3 separate regions of the Homo sapiens genome follow, and all the other regions are linked to region 3. The links are chromatin contacts, found by Hi-C or POLR2A ChIA-PET in ENCODE. All regions are on one chromosome and are shown on one strand. The core of a region is the stretch at or near the end of the contact, and the rest is flanking DNA. Distances in the headings are between cores, read along the strand shown.

Region 1 (4,766 bases), core at 1,244-3,743, 190 kb before region 3:
AGCCAGGAATTTGATCCCAGCCGGGACAACACAGAGGGACTCTGTCTCTACAAAAATACAAAAATAAAAAAATTAGCAGGGTGTGGTGGCCCATACCTGTGGTCCTAGCTATTCAGGAGGCTAAGGCGGGAGGATAGCTTAAGCCCAGGAGTTCAAGGATGCGATGAGCTATGATCACTGCACTCCAGCCTGGGTGACTGAGCAACACGCTGTCTCTAAAAACAAAAAAATAAAAAAAGATGGAAAAGAACCTAAATATATGTCAATAGGGGATGGGATAAAGTACTGAGCAAGACCCTGTCTCTAAAAGTAAAACTAAAAATAAAAAGAAATAAAAAGATTGAAAAGAACCTAAATATATATCAATAGGGGACTGGATAAAGTATGTTTGTTTGTTTGTTTGTTTGTGATGGAGTTTTGCTCCTGTTGCCCAAGCTGGAGTACAATGGCGCGATCTTGTCTCACTGCAACCTCTGCCTGCTGGGTTCAAGCCATTCTCCTGCCTCAGCCTCCTGGGTAGCTGGGATTACAGGTGTGTGCCACCACGCCCGGCTAATTTTTTGTATTTTTAGTAGAAATGGGGTTTCACCATGTTAGCCAGGCTGGTGTCGAACTCCTGACCTCAGGTGATCCACCCACCTCGGCCTCCCAAAGTGCTGGGATTACAGGCCAGAGCCACCACGCCCGGCCTGTTTGTTTTTTAAAGAGACAGGGCCTCACTCTGTGGTCCAGGCTGGAGTGCAGTGGTGCAATCACGGCTCACTGCAGCCTCGACCTCAAGCGATCCTCCCACCTCAGTTTCCCGAGTAGCTGGGACCACCAGTGGGCACTACCACGCCCAGCTGATTAAAAATAATTTTTTTTTCTCTGTACCGACAGGGGTCTCCCTATTTCGCCCAGGCTGGTCTAGAACTCCAGGGCTCAAGGGATCCTCCCACCTCAGCTTCCCAAAATGCTGGGATTACAGGCGTGAGCCACTGCGCCCGGCCAAAACCTTTCAATAAGTGTGTGTTTTAATAATTCATGAAGTGCTTGAGCTCTTGACAACAAAGTACTCTATTATCCAAGATAATTAGAGTAATTACTTTTGTTTATTTAAGAATCTGGATGGGGCAGTTTTCTCTTTATTGTCATCAAAGCACGTGTGAAAATACATGCCTAAGAACATCTCTACTGGATTGGGTGGACCAAGTGATTAGATGAAAATATGGTCTTGGATGGCCAAAATTTTGTTACATCGTTGATAGTAAGCCATAGACTGTCCTTTTCCAAAGACGTTGGGTTGGGGGGGACCCCCTAGAGAGAAAGCCCTTTTGGGAAAAGGGAGAGGAATGGGATGACCTCTGGCTCAAGGAAGTATGTGAAAACAGGAGACAGCCAACGGAAAGAATTGCAATGGAAGAATCTATGGTTCTTTTAGTATTGCTCAAGTCCCCACTGGGCGGCCAGCTGTACAAACAACTGTGAAAGAAGCAGAGGCGAGGCCGGGAGCCGTGGCTCACGCCTGCAATCCCAGCACTTTGGAAGGCCAAGGCGGGGGGATCCCCTAAGGTCAGGAGTTCGAGACCAGCCTGGCTAACATGGTGAAACCCCGTCTCTATTAAAAATATACAAAAATTAGCCATGCATGGTGGCGCACGCCTGTAATCCCAGCTACTCGGGAGGCTGAGGCAGGAGAATCGCTTGAACCCGGGAAGCGGAGGTTGCAGTGAGCTGCAGGTTGCAGTGAGCCGAAATCGCGCCACTGCACTCCAGCCTGGGTGACAGAGCAAGACTCAGTTTTGAAAAAAAAAAAAAAAAGAGCAAAAAAGCAGAGGCGGGGCCCGTACTGCTCTCATTCAGATTACCGAGTTCACTAGTAATCTTTCAGGTCATTATTTGGGTCAGATAATGAGAGTCGCCGTTTCCCTCTCTATCATAAACCCTACAGTTCCTCACACCAATGTCTGTCTGAAAGATGGGAACCAATTTGGGGCAGGGGGCCAAACTCAGCCTCGGCGACAGGCCTCGGCCCCGGCTCCGCGCCGCCCCCTAGTGGTCACCTCCGCGGCCTGGGCTTCCCTTGGTCCAGCTCCCCAGCCCCAGGTCTTACACCCACCCCCTTCTTCACCTCCTTCCAGTCCCCTCCCCTTCCTCCCGACAGCATCCCCTTCCTCCCCGTCCCCCTCCCGCCGCTGCCCCCGCTTCAGTGACGGGGAGCCGCGAGGTCTGCACCCAGAAGTCCGAGGCTGGGCTGGGAAGCGGTGTGACTTCTCACGGCACTTTCCTTTCCAGCCCTGACGCCCCCCGGAGTCCACACATCTCTTCTTTCCTCCTCACCTCCTCGTCCGGGACGCTGCCGGCCACGCTTCCACGGAGCCCGCCAGTTTAGTCCCGTTTCCTTCTCTAGTTAAGACTCCCTGTCAAGGACGGTTACTTTTTGCCCTTTTCATGTGTGCATGTTTTGGGGGCCTTTAACCCCCCCTCGTGGAGAAACAGAGGCAACAAAATGGCGGACCCGGAAATGAAGGCGCCGCGAGTAAGATTTCTGGCGGAGGAATCTGTGAAGGGAAAATGATCAGAAAACTCATGCTCCCATTCTAACAGAAAGATGATGCACCCCCGAGGTTCATCGCCTTTCTGCTGAGGCACTTCTGAGGTGGAAAAGTGCGTCACCGAGGCATGCTAGGCAGGACTATTTAACGGGGCGGAGGACTGCTGGTTACGTATCTTGCGCGTCTGAATAGTTCCAGCAGGGGACGGATCCTAGGTCTGGTGTTGGCGCCAAGAACCTGGCGAACTGCTGAGGGAGACTCGGAGCGTGCGTCAGTCATGCAGATTGCGTCTTAACTCTTGGCTGCTTCTTCGGGGTCCGGGGCGGCCAGGTTTAGTTTGACAGGAAAGCCTCGTTTCCTTATCCCAACCTCGGCTGCAGCTGTTTGGGACGTTCCTGGCTTTGTGCATTGGGTTCTGGTGCCTGATGGACACATTTTTCCAGTTACAGGCCGAATGTAAGGACCCCAGAGCCAAGCTGTCAGTGAGAACAGTGAAACAAATAACTGAGTCATTTCTTTTCTTTCTTTCTTTTTTTTTTTTGAGACGGAGTCTCGCTCTGTCGCCCAGGCTGGAGTGCAGTGGCTCGATCTCGGCTCGCTGCATGCTCCGTCTCCCGGGCTCACGCCATTCTCCTGCCTCAGCCTCCGGAGTAGCTGGGACTGCAGGCGCCCGCCACCACGCCCGGAGATTTTTTTGTATTTTTAGTGGAGACGGGGTTTCACCGTGTTAGCTAGGATGGTCTCGATCTCCTGACATCGTGATCCACCCGCCTCGGCCTCCCAAAGTGCTGGGATTACAGGCGTGACCCACCGCGCGCGGCCTTTTTTTTTTGAGACGGAGTCTCGCTTCGTCCGTCGCCCAGGCTGAAGTGCAGTGGCGTGACCTCGGTTCGCTGCAACCTCTGCCTCCCGGGTTCAAGTGATTGTCCTGCCTCAGCCTCCCCAGCAGCTGGGATTACAGGCGTCCGCCACCACGCTGGGCTAATTTTTGTATTTTTAGTAGAGATGGGGTTTTATTTTACCATGTTGGCCAGGCTGGTCTCGAACTCCTGACCTCAAGTGATTGGCCCGCCTCGGCCTCCCGAAGTGCTGGGATTACAGGCGTGAGCCACCGCGCCCGGCCTGAGTCATTTCTTTTTGGAGGCCTGCAAGAGGATGGAGCATGAGTTTGCAAATCCATTTAGTCACTTTATTTACCAAACAGTTGATCCCTGTCTCCACCCACCAATTGCCATGGCTGAAGGACTCTGAAGGGGCCCTTCAAAACTCAGTAAAAATAGAAAAGGACGCACTACTTATCCTTCCTGGCCCCATTCTTCGTTAGACTGGGACCGTCTTTAGATGTGGGCTTTTCATGGCCTAGAGGGAGGATTTGTCTTTTTTTCTCCCACCTGGGGACTTCTCTAGATCATCCTTATTTAGGGTATAGTGTCATCCTTATTTATAGTACACTGCCCAATTCTGTCCTATCCATATTGGTATTTACAGTTTCTCTTTTGAGAGTTGGAGTCTTGTCTCATTCCCGTTTACATTCTGTTTGGCTCAGTGCTTTCCTATAGCAGGCACACAAAAACCAGAAGTTAAGCAGATAACATATTTGAGTGAATTCGTTTATCTTCTTAGGCACCTAGGAGAATTATTACCTGAAATATAATGTTGGTAGTCAGTGGGCAAGCAGAAGAGTGGTTGTACCTGTCTCCCTAACTACTTTTCTAATTTTAAGTTGATTTTGCCCTTTCATTATCTGTTCAATGCGAAGTTCACCATCTAATGTCTAAATGCTACTCAAATCATTCTTCCTCTAAGTTGAATATTATTATAGAAAGATAAAATGAGGCCGGGCTCAGTGGCTCACGCCTGTAATCTCAGCACTTTGAGAGGCTAAGGCGGGCAGATCACCTGAGGTCAGGAGTTAGAGACCAGCCTGGCCAACATGGTGAAACCCCGTCTCTATGAAAAATACAAAAATTAACCAGGCCTGGTGGCAGGCGCCTGTAATCCCAGCTACCTGGGAGCCTGAGGTGGGAGGATCCCTTGACCCTGGTGGGTGGAGGTTGCAGTGAGCGGTGATCCCCGCCACTGCACTCCAGCCTGGGTGACAGAGTGGGACCCTGTCTCAAAAATAAAAAAGAAAAAAAAGATGTATAAGCTAAGTGTGAAAGCAAGGCTAATTTCTCAGATTTCTGTGGCTTTTCTTGTGAAGAGAGAAAATTAGACTCCAGTCCTGGGATT
Region 2 (4,794 bases), core at 1,211-3,710, 150 kb before region 3:
AGGCCAGGGTCCCAAGACCAAGAAGGCAAGGACAGCCAGATGGGTCAAGGAAGGAAAAACAGCCTCTCTTTGGGGCAATGAATGGGGGAGATAATTGAAAATGTAATCATAGCCGGGCGCGGTGACTCAGGCCTGTAATCCCAGCACTTTGGGAGGCTGAGGTGGGCGGATCACCTGAGGTCAGGAGTTTGGGACCAGCCTGGTCAACATGATGAAACTCTGTCTCTACTAAAAATACAAAGAATTAGCTGGGTGTGGTGGCGGGCACTTGTAATCCCAGCTACTCAGGAGGCTGAAGCAGGAGAATCACTTGAACCTGGACTCTGTCTCAAAAAAAAAAAAAAAAAAGAAAGAAAGAAAATGTAATCACATAATCAAAAGCCATCTTAAATAACTGGTGACAATAGGTACCTTTAGAGCAAGTAACTTTGGAGAGAAGGATGAAACCCAGAACAGAGGCTTTTACTTTTTATCTTTCCCTCTTCCTATACTGTTTACATGTGAGTTCTTTCTTTCTTTCTTCCTTTTTATGTCAACAGGTGGTAGCTGAGTACAAGAATACAGTTTTTTTTGGGTTCTCTTCATCTTTTGTTTACTCACAAAATATTTCTTTTGCCTCCCTAACCAATTCTATAGATTTCACTCTGATAATTTAGTATACTCTCAGCATATTTTATATATATGTCCTGTATTCTCTGAATAGACTGGAACCTATGAGGCTCTTTTTGTTTTTTTTTGAGACGGAGTTTCGCTGTCGTTGCCCAAGCTGGAGTACAATGGCGCAATCTCGGCTCACTGCAACCTCCACTTCCCGGGTTCAAGCGATTTTCCTGCCTCAGCCTCCTGAGTAGATGGGATTACAGGCACACACCACCACGCTCAGCTAATTTTTCGTATTTTTAGTAGAAACGGAGTTTCACCATGTTAGCTAGGCTGGTCTTGAACTCCTGACCTCAGGTGATCTGCCCACCTCGGCCTCCCAAAGTGTTGGGATTACAGGCGTGAGCCACTGCGTCTGGCCCTTCTGAGGCTCTTAATACATTCCTCCTCATCCTAACCAAGAGCCAGGATAGAACAATCCAGTAAATGACTGATTATTTCATGCTTAGGCTAATATGGTACTTCATTTCTTTCTGGTATAAAATTTAAATAATTGGCCAGGCGCGGTGGCTCATGCCTGTAATCCCAGCACTTTGGGAGGCCCAGGCGGGCAGATCACCTGAGCTTCAGAGTTCAAGACCAGCCTGGTCAACATGGTGAAACCCGATCTTTACTAAAAATACCAAAATTAGCTGGGCGTGGTGGTGGGCGCCTGTAATCCCAGCTACTCGGGAGGCTGAGGCAGGAGAATCGCTTGAACCCAGGAGGTCGAGGTTGCAGTGTGCCAAGATTGTGCCACTGCACTCTAGCCTGGGTGGCAGAGCAAGACTCTGTCTCAAAAAAAAAAAAATAATATAATGAACAAGGCTTGCCTTTCTGTTTTCTTATCTGGGAGGCAGAAAAGTCAGCTAACATTTCATACCTGATACATCAAACTTTGCCTTTTGTAGGGAATCAAATATATCATTTCTCTTGGGTAGGTCTGGGAAAAGGGCCTCTAGTTTCTCCACATATTTGCTGTCCTTTGGGGTTGCCTTTCCAATTTTAAGGTCCATGTTGACACAGTCCAGGATGATGGTTCCTGTGGAGAAGGGAGATGGTGGAACTTGAATCCTGTGACCCTTCACACACAACCACCAGAACATATATAACCTTCACACCAAATGGACACACACAAGGAGATTTGTATAGCAAAATCTCTGAAAGCAAAATGAGAAACTGGGATGGACAGTGTCCTCAGACCTCCCAAATCCAAACTAAAATGTAGGAAGGGAAATGGGGAAAAGGTAGAAAGAAAGCCTGAGCATCTCAAACCTTGGAGATTTTACAGCCTAGTCAGACAGAGATACACCTCTTCAGTAGGCCAAATCCCATCAAAGAATCTTCTAAGTTGGAAAAGACAGTCTAGTCCAACTCACTCTCTCTCTCTTTTTTTTTACAAGTGGAAAAATGAGAACAAGAAAGGTTAAGAGATTTGCTCAAGGTCACCTATTTCCTGGAGGAATTGGTATTGGAATCTGTTTCCTGCTTCTTTAGCTAATCCTCCTTCCATCATAAAATGATGCCAATAGGAAGCTTCTTGGTCTGTTGCCCTGCACTTCCTTTCTACTTTCTCCAACAAGTATCCCACAGGCCTTTAAACACATGCTCAATTGTCCCCTGAAAGAATCCTATCTTTTGGTATGAGCTGAATGGCTCTGAGAGCATATGGTTAGGCTGGAAGCGTCTAGACTTTTCCACCCTCCCTTCTCAGGGACAGGAATAGAACTACTGAGGTCCCAATCCAAAAGCCACCCTTACCATGCAGAAGGGCTGCAGTTTGCCTGTCCAAGATCTCTGGTGCCCCCTGCAGGATTCTCTCGGTCACCAGGGTAGCACAGGACCCCACCAGCTCAACTGAAACATGGCAGGGAGGGCAGTGTTTCGGCTCGATGGGTCGATGGTCTAGCACCTCTGCTACTGCCTCCTCTAGGGCTGTGTCACTTCTGTGGAGGGGAGGGTATGGGAAAAGAGGAAGAAAGATAGGTACGGACACTCCAGCTGCTTCTAGCCAACCTCTACCCCACACATCAAGGAAAATGCAGATGTCTTTTTTTTTTTGAGACGGAGTTTCACTCTTGTCGCCCAGGCTAGAGTGCAATGGTGCGTTCTTGGCTCACTGCAACCTTTGCATCTCGGGTTCAAGCGATTCTCCTGCCTCAGCCTCCTGAGTAGCTGGGATTAAAGGCGCCTGCCAACATGCCCAGCTAATTTTTTTGTATTTTTAGTAGAGATGGGGTTTCGCCATGTTGGCCAGTCTGGTCTCAAACTCCTGACCTCAGGTGATCTGCCAGGCAAGCATTTAAAACTGACCTTTGGTTACTTTTACCTCTGCCTAACTCCTCTCAATTCTTTTTTTTTTTTTTTTTTGAGACGGAGTCTCACTCTGTTGCCCAGGTTGGAGTGCAATGGCACGATCTCGGCTCCTGCAACCTCCACCTCCCGGGTTCAAGTGATTCTCCTGCCTCAGCCTCCTGGGTAACCAGGATTACAAGGCACGTGCCACCAAACCCGGCTAATTTTTTTTTTTGTATTTTTAGTAAAGATGGGGTTTCACCATGTTGGTCAGGCTGGTCTCGAACTCCTGACCTCGTGATCTGCCCGCCTTGGCCTCCCAAAGAGCTGGGATTACAGGCGTGAGCCACCGCGCCCAGCAATTCTTTTCTTTAATGTTATAATTGGAGTCATCTTTAAATAGTGTATAAGCAAATTCTGTGAAGCATCTGCTGCAAATATCTTACCCCCACATTTGCTGTCCTTTAGCGTTGCCTTTCCAACCCTATACCCTTGACACCCTTGATACCCAACATCTAAATTTCTCCTTTTTTTTTTTTTTTCTAAGACGGAATCTCGCTGTGTCGCCCAGGCTGGAGTGCAGTGGTGCAATCTTGGCTCACTGCAACCTCCGCCTCCCAGGTTCAAGCAATTCTCCTGCCTCAGCCTCCTAAGTAGCTGGGAGTACAGGCGCCCACCACCAGGCCCAGCTAATTTTTGTATTTTTAGTAGAGACGGGGTTTCACCATATTGGCCAGGCTGGTCTCGAACTCCTGACCTCGTGATCCGCCCGCCTCGGCCTCCCAAAGTGCTGGGATTACAGGCATGAGCCACCGCGCCCAGCAAATCTCTCCTATTTTTATAACCCACTCAATACTTAGATTCCATGTGGGTCACCAGGTCCTGTGAATTCTATCTTAATTCCTATCCATGCCCTAGTTTCTAACTCTCTGTTACTGCCCCACTCTAGGCCCTCAATATCTCTCGTCTGGACTATTCCAGTAGTCTCTTAACCAATCACCTGCTTCCAACCAAGAGCCCTCCTGGGCTGTCCTTCACAAAGTGGCCTGAATGATCATTTGAAAAAAGAAAATCTGATTCTTTTAGGACCCAGAATATAATTTAAAATAGTTCCCCACGGCCTAAAATAAAATCCAATCACCTTAGAAGGGCCTATGAGGCCTCCATAATCTGCCTCCTGCCTGCCCCCTCTGTCTCATCTTTTTCCATGTCCTACTTCTCCCTCAAATTTTATGCTCCAGCTGTGCAAAACAAATTCCATTTCCCCTAGCTCACCATGCTATTTCACGCCTGCCTGCATTTGATTCTATTAATTACTCCCTCTGCCTGGAATGCCTTTCCTAACCACCTTCCCTCCTCCCTCCCAATTCACCAAGCAAACACCTAGTCCTCTTTCAAGACTGAGATCAGTGCTCACTTCAGCAGCACATGCGCTAAAATTGGAATGACACAGAGAAGATTAGCATGGCCGCTGAGCAAGGATGACATGCACATTTGTGAACTGTTCCATAAAAAAAAAATATATATATTTAAAATAAAAAATAAAGGCTGGGCATGGTGGCTCACATCTGTAATCGCAGCACTTTGGGAGGCCAAGGCGGGCGGATCACGAGGTCAGATCGAGACCATCCTGGCTAACACGGTGAAACCCTGTCTCTACTAAAAATACAAAAATTAGCCAGGTGTGGTGGCGGGCACACCTGTAGTCCCAGCTACTCGGGAGGCTGAGGCAGGAGAATGGCGTGAACCCGGGAGGCGGAGCTTGCAGTGAGCCGAGATCGCGCCAGTGCACTCCAGCCTGGGCGACAGAGCGAGACTACGTCTCTTAAAAAAAAAAAAAAAAAATTAGCCAGGCCGGGC
Region 3 (4,952 bases), core at 732-3,231:
CTTTGCAGTAAACTAAATAAGTGGATCAATGTAATCTGCGCAGTACATATACAACTTCTAAGAATGCAAAGCTGTTCAATAGCATAATGGGATTTTTGTTAAAATTTTAATTAAATTTGTATTAAACATTTTGTGAGCGATACATGAAAATGGAAGTACTTTGTAGTGCTAAAATTGTAGTGCTAAAATAGGGGGATGGGTGGAACAGGTTTCCAGTGTCAGACTCCTTTAGTTTGCCTCCCACATTACTTACCTGCTGGATGTCCCTTGCTTACCCTCTTTGTTTCTGTTTCCTTAATTGCAAAATGGAAATAGCAGTAGAACCTACCTCATCGTTGTTGTGAGGATTAAATGAGTAAATACATATAAAGCATTTTGGACAGTGCCTACCTCGAATAGCTCAATGCTTCCTATTACCAGGAAACAAAAATTAGCCGGGCGTGGTGGTGCGCGCCTGTAATCCCAGCTACTCAGGAGGCTGAGGCAGGATAACTGCTTGAACCCGGGAGGGAGAGGTTGCAGTGAGCCAAGATCGCACCACTGCACTCCAGCCTGGGTGATGGAGCAAGACTCCGTCTCAGAAAAAAATAAAGAAAAAAGAAAATAAATCTGCACAGCCATCATCTTATTGATTCCCTATTAAAAACTCCTCACTGGCCAGGTGTGGTGGCTCACGCCTGTAATCCCAACAGTTTGTGAGACCGAGGCGGGCAGATTGCCTGATGTCAGGAGTTCGAGACCAGCCTGGCCAACGTCGTGAAACTCCATCTCTACTAAAAATACAAAAAACATTAGCCAGGCGTGTGGCGTGCGCCTGTAATCCCAGCTACTCAGGAGACTGAGGCAGGGGAATTGCTTGAACCGGGGAGGTGGAGGTTGCAGTGAGCCGAGATTGCGCCACTGCACTCCAGCCTGGGCGACAGAGAGAGACTCTGTCTCAAAAACAGACAAACAAAACTCCTCACTCTGTCCCTGTCACTGACCAAAGAAGTTACCCATTCTCAAATTACTTTCTTCATCTATTGCCTCCAATTTTGGCTGGCAATATCTCCCATACCAAACCGTTAACACCTGGATCCTTTTAGACTACCGGTTCCATAGCAGGCATTCAAAAGTTAGTCATTTAACTTTTTCACCAGGGACAAAAGTCCTTAAAAGAGGAAAAAAACTGGAAAGGATTACAAATCACCATGTGATGTTTAGGTGCTCTTTAGCACCTAAAGAGGATTTACAAGATACATTGTCTGCACGGCAACCACTCAGACGAATCCACCACCAAGCGAAGGTTTTTAGTAAAATATCCTTTTTTTTTTTTTTGAGACGGAGTTTCGCTCTTGTTGCCCAGACTGGCGTGCAGTGGCGCTATCTCGGCTCACTGCAACCTCTGCCTCCCAGGTTCAAGCGATTCTCCTGCCTCAGCCTCCCAAGAAGCTGGGATTACAGGCATGCGCCACCACGCCCGGCTAATTTTGTATTTTTAGTAGAGACGGGGTTTCGCCATGTTGGCCAGGCTGGTTTCGAACCCCTGGCCACAGGTGATCCGGCCGCCTCGGCCTCCCAAAGTGCTGGGATTACAGACGCGAGCCACCGCGCCCAGCCTAAAATACCCATTTTAATTGCATTTCAATGACGTTACTCGGTCATTGACCTCTTACGCAAGGAGGGCGAGATTAGGGAGACAGCTGGACTTCTTCCTCGCCCTCCCTTCACTGGACTGGCTGGCGCAGTGAGTAGCCCTGCCCTTGGACGATTTGGCATTTTCATTGGTCAATTTTTCTTAGGAGGCTGGCCGTGTGTTGACTCCGCCTACTATATAGGCGGGGTCTCCCCGCCGCAGGGGCTGGGATGCTGGGGGCTGCTGAAGCCGCCATCTTGGATTCCGCGGTAGCGGAGGCGGCGGTCAGGCGCCGCTTCTGGGGAGTGGCCTTTCTTTTCCCCTCCCTCCCGGTTCGGTGGCGGCGGCTCCTCCCACTGGGGGGGGGGGTGGCGCGGCGGCGGTGGCATCTGCGGCCATGGCGGCGACTACTGCCAACCCCGGTGAGGAGACGGAGGACTGGGGCGCCTCTAAAGGGGAGGGGCCGAAGGGGCTGACAACTAAGGAGACCCAGGGCTGAGGGGACGCAGCTGGAGCTGAAGGCGCCGGGGCGGGGCGGGGGCCGCGAGAGACGGTGGGGGAGCGGTGACCTGGGGAGGGGCCCGATCCCGGGGACTTGGGTAGACTCGAGTATACCCAAGGGAGCGAGGGGGCAGGTGGGAGTTGAGGGGGGCTCCCTGTCCTGACCTCCGTTGGAGCGGCAGCCAGTGCGGGGCTGGCCCGCCCTCACTCCTCGGTCGGCGTCTGGTCTGTGATGTGGTCCTCTTTTAACCCTCTGCCCGCTGGAGCCGCTTGATGCCGAAAACTGTAGGCAGAGTGTCTCGGTTTACTTTAAGAGTAGTTTGGATTCATAAACCCTGGACCACACTGCTCTTTAGTTGAGGCGTTGCTTCCAAACATTTAAAGGTTTAGATTTTAATTTAAAAAATAAAAAATGGACATTCTTTGATATATACGACGTTTCTTTAGGCTGTTACCTCCCACCCGCAACCCCCGTCCCCGTCTCCGTCCCCGGACTATACTTTGAAACTTAGATCTTGTGTTAAGAGGGCCTGTAGGTCTTTGCCTGCTGAGGGCAGGGGTTTGTGTAATGGTTATGGTTCCGGACAGGTCTTTAGTTCCACAGCCCCAGGTTTAAATCTTGTTAGGCCTACGTCGAGGCAATTTCCAAACTCTTTCAGAAAAGTTTGATTCCACACCATTTCTCAATTTCAAAAAATAATCAAATATCAAAAAGGTTTGGTCTGTTTTGTCTAAGAGATGGAGTAGGGTGTAGTGCAGTTCTAGAGAGATCAGATCTTCAAATTACTAGTCCCAGCCCTCTTTCCTCTATGTTACAGTTATTCCTCTTTAGAAGGCATTTCATTTTAGGGGTCTAGTTTATCTTGGAGACCTTGGTTATTCTTGCCAAATAAAGTCTATCCTTTTCCAAAAACCAATATATTTGATAGCCTTAAAAAGGGCCTTGAGATATGTGTGTGTGTTGCGTGGGGCGGAGAATTTCTTGAAAATAAAACAGTAGGAGTGATTACCCCCATCCCCACGTTGAAATTTAAATTAGATTTTTTTTCATGTTACTGAAAGGCAGTATGATTTTGCAATATCCAGATTTTGATAGGACAGTTGAATCACTGAAATTTCTTTTCTACCGTGTTTCTGGGAATAGCTATTTTAAGAAATGGTTAATTTGTCACGTCATTTTTTTTTAATCTTTTAAATTTTTTTTGAAGGAAAGGGAGGTAAAATTAATCGCAAAAATTACATTGCAGGAAGTGCTGAGTGATAGAATAAAACTATAAAACAGGAAAAATGCCGTTATGTCAAACCTGACCTTGTAGTAATATAACCTATCTGTGAACTATGGAATAAATAAACAAGATTTTTAACTGATCACACATTGCAAAATACTTATATAACCCTAGTTAAATTGCAAAGCATTTCTCTTATTAAGAAGTGGCCTGGGTAAACAAGTTTTAGTTCATATGTCAGAAGCTTTTTTCCAGCTGTGTGGGTGGGGTTGCTTTATTTTGTTTTGTTTTTTGAACAACAGCAACCAGAATGACAGCCTCTTGACCATATTTTCATAAGCTGATCAATATCAGCTTAAATCTTAGCAGAAAATAGCATATGTTAGTGTGTATGTGTGTGTGCAGAATCCTTGTTAATGAAACAGCTTTGTTTACTATGCTTTGGCTGCTTGCTTCTGCAATTTTTAGATTTCCTTTTTCTTTTTCTTTGTTTTCCTTTCTCCTCTCCCCTCTCTCCTGTCCCCTCTCCCCTCTTTTTCTTTTGCTACAGGGTCTTGCTCCTTGCTCTGTCGCCCAGTCTGGAGTGCAGTGGCAAGATCACTGCTCACGGCAGCCTCCACCTCAGGGGCTCAAGTGATCCTCTCACGATCAGCCTCCCGAATAGCTGGGACTACAGGTGCCTTGCCACCATGCGCGGTTAATTTTTAAATTTTTTTGTAGAGACAGATGCCTTGCTATGTTGCCCATGCTGATCTTGATCTCCTGGTCTCAAGCAAGCCTTGCCTCAGTCTCTCCAAGTTGGGAATACAGATGTGAGACACTTTGACCAGATTTCTTTTTTGATGTTGAAAAATTATTCCATCTCTTCTGACTTATTGATCCCATGTTCAGTTCAATCAAATCAGAAGATATATTTTCTTTTTTCTTTTCTCCCTTTGCTCTTGTATATCATGAGGAAGAGATCAGAGATACATTGTGGATTTTTTCAGTAGCCTGTTGCTTTTTGGGAAATGAGATTAATGAATGGAGGGACATAGGTGGAAATGTACTGTGCTTAGTGAAAGTAAATGTTTTCAGGTCAGAATTCTTTGCTACACTGTCATACCTTCTTTCCTTAGAGCCATTTTAAGGACTAGGGACACCATGCCTATTTCTTTGAGTTTTTTCTACTTTGTATTTTTGCTGGAGTACTAATTTTTTTTTTTTTTTTTTTTTTTTTACAATTCTTGTTAGTTTTGTCAAGATTTTAAAAAATATTTCACTCTTTAACCTTCACTTCAGTTAATCCTTTTTAAAAATAATACTTATTTTTATTTTTCAGACAGGTTCTTGCTCTGTCTCCCAGACTGTAGTGCAATGGTGTAATCACAGCTCACTGTAGCCTTGAACTCCTGAGCTCAAGTGATCTTCCCACCTCAGCCTCCTGAGTATCTGGGTCTACAGACACACACCACCACACCTGGATACATTTTTTAACTTTTTGTAGAAATGGGATCTTGCTATGTTGCCCAGGCTGATCTTGAACTCCTGTCCTCAAGCAATCCTCCCACCTTAGCCTCCTAAACTGCTGGGATTATAGGTGTGAGCCACTGACCCGGCCAAGTTAATCC

The links. Hi-C counts contacts between places; a loop is a spot of excess contacts on that map. ChIA-PET counts read pairs that join two places held with the same protein, here RNA polymerase II (POLR2A). Pooled maps may share reads with other maps.
Region 1: a pooled map shows a loop between it and region 3 (9-fold over the local background). The contact joins the promoter of GABPB2 here to the promoter of ARNT in region 3. A Hi-C loop is called at or near these places in 4 of 37 single-sample maps with no recorded cell type and 12 of 50 pooled maps. POLR2A ChIA-PET finds 5 or more read pairs at or near these places in 2 of 52 experiments (H1 and activated B cell).
Region 2: a loop to region 3 is called in a pooled map, with 2.5 times the contacts of the local background. The contact joins the enhancer-like site here to the promoter of ARNT in region 3. A Hi-C loop is called at or near these places in 1 of 50 pooled maps. POLR2A ChIA-PET finds 5 or more read pairs at or near these places in 3 of 52 experiments (B cell, H1 and T-cell).

Annotation. Positions count from the first base shown.
Region 1 is chr1:151,068,488-151,073,253 of GRCh38, reverse strand. It overlaps GABPB2 (GA binding protein transcription factor subunit beta 2), which reads right to left and starts at 2,493. Exons shown (of 9, transcript NM_144618.3): 1 at 2,320-2,493. MLLT11 (MLLT11 transcription factor 7 cofactor) reads right to left here. Exons shown (of 2, transcript NM_006818.4): 2 at 3,710-4,766. RefSeq lists enhancers at 1,109-2,043, 2,411-2,620, 2,044-2,978 and silencers at 1,941-2,100, 2,131-2,210.
Region 2 is chr1:151,022,402-151,027,195 of GRCh38, reverse strand. It overlaps PRUNE1 (prune exopolyphosphatase 1), which reads right to left. Exons shown (of 8, transcript NM_021222.3): 4 at 2,401-2,585; 5 at 1,523-1,681. It also overlaps the pseudogene RNU6-884P. Among named protein-coding and RNA genes, the nearest start is that of BNIPL, 12 kb to the left of the region's middle. Within about 2 kb of position 2,460, at least 10 of the 41 ENCODE cell types and tissues checked have a DNase peak (open chromatin) inside an H3K27ac peak, as active enhancers do.
Region 3 is chr1:150,873,628-150,878,579 of GRCh38, reverse strand. ARNT (aryl hydrocarbon receptor nuclear translocator) reads left to right here and starts at 1,981. Exons shown (of 22, transcript NM_001668.4): 1 at 1,981-2,037. The coding sequence starts at 2,013. It also overlaps a transcript of LOC107985204 not described here. RefSeq lists silencers at 1,649-1,922, 1,926-2,355 and enhancers at 3,416-3,915, 3,916-4,417.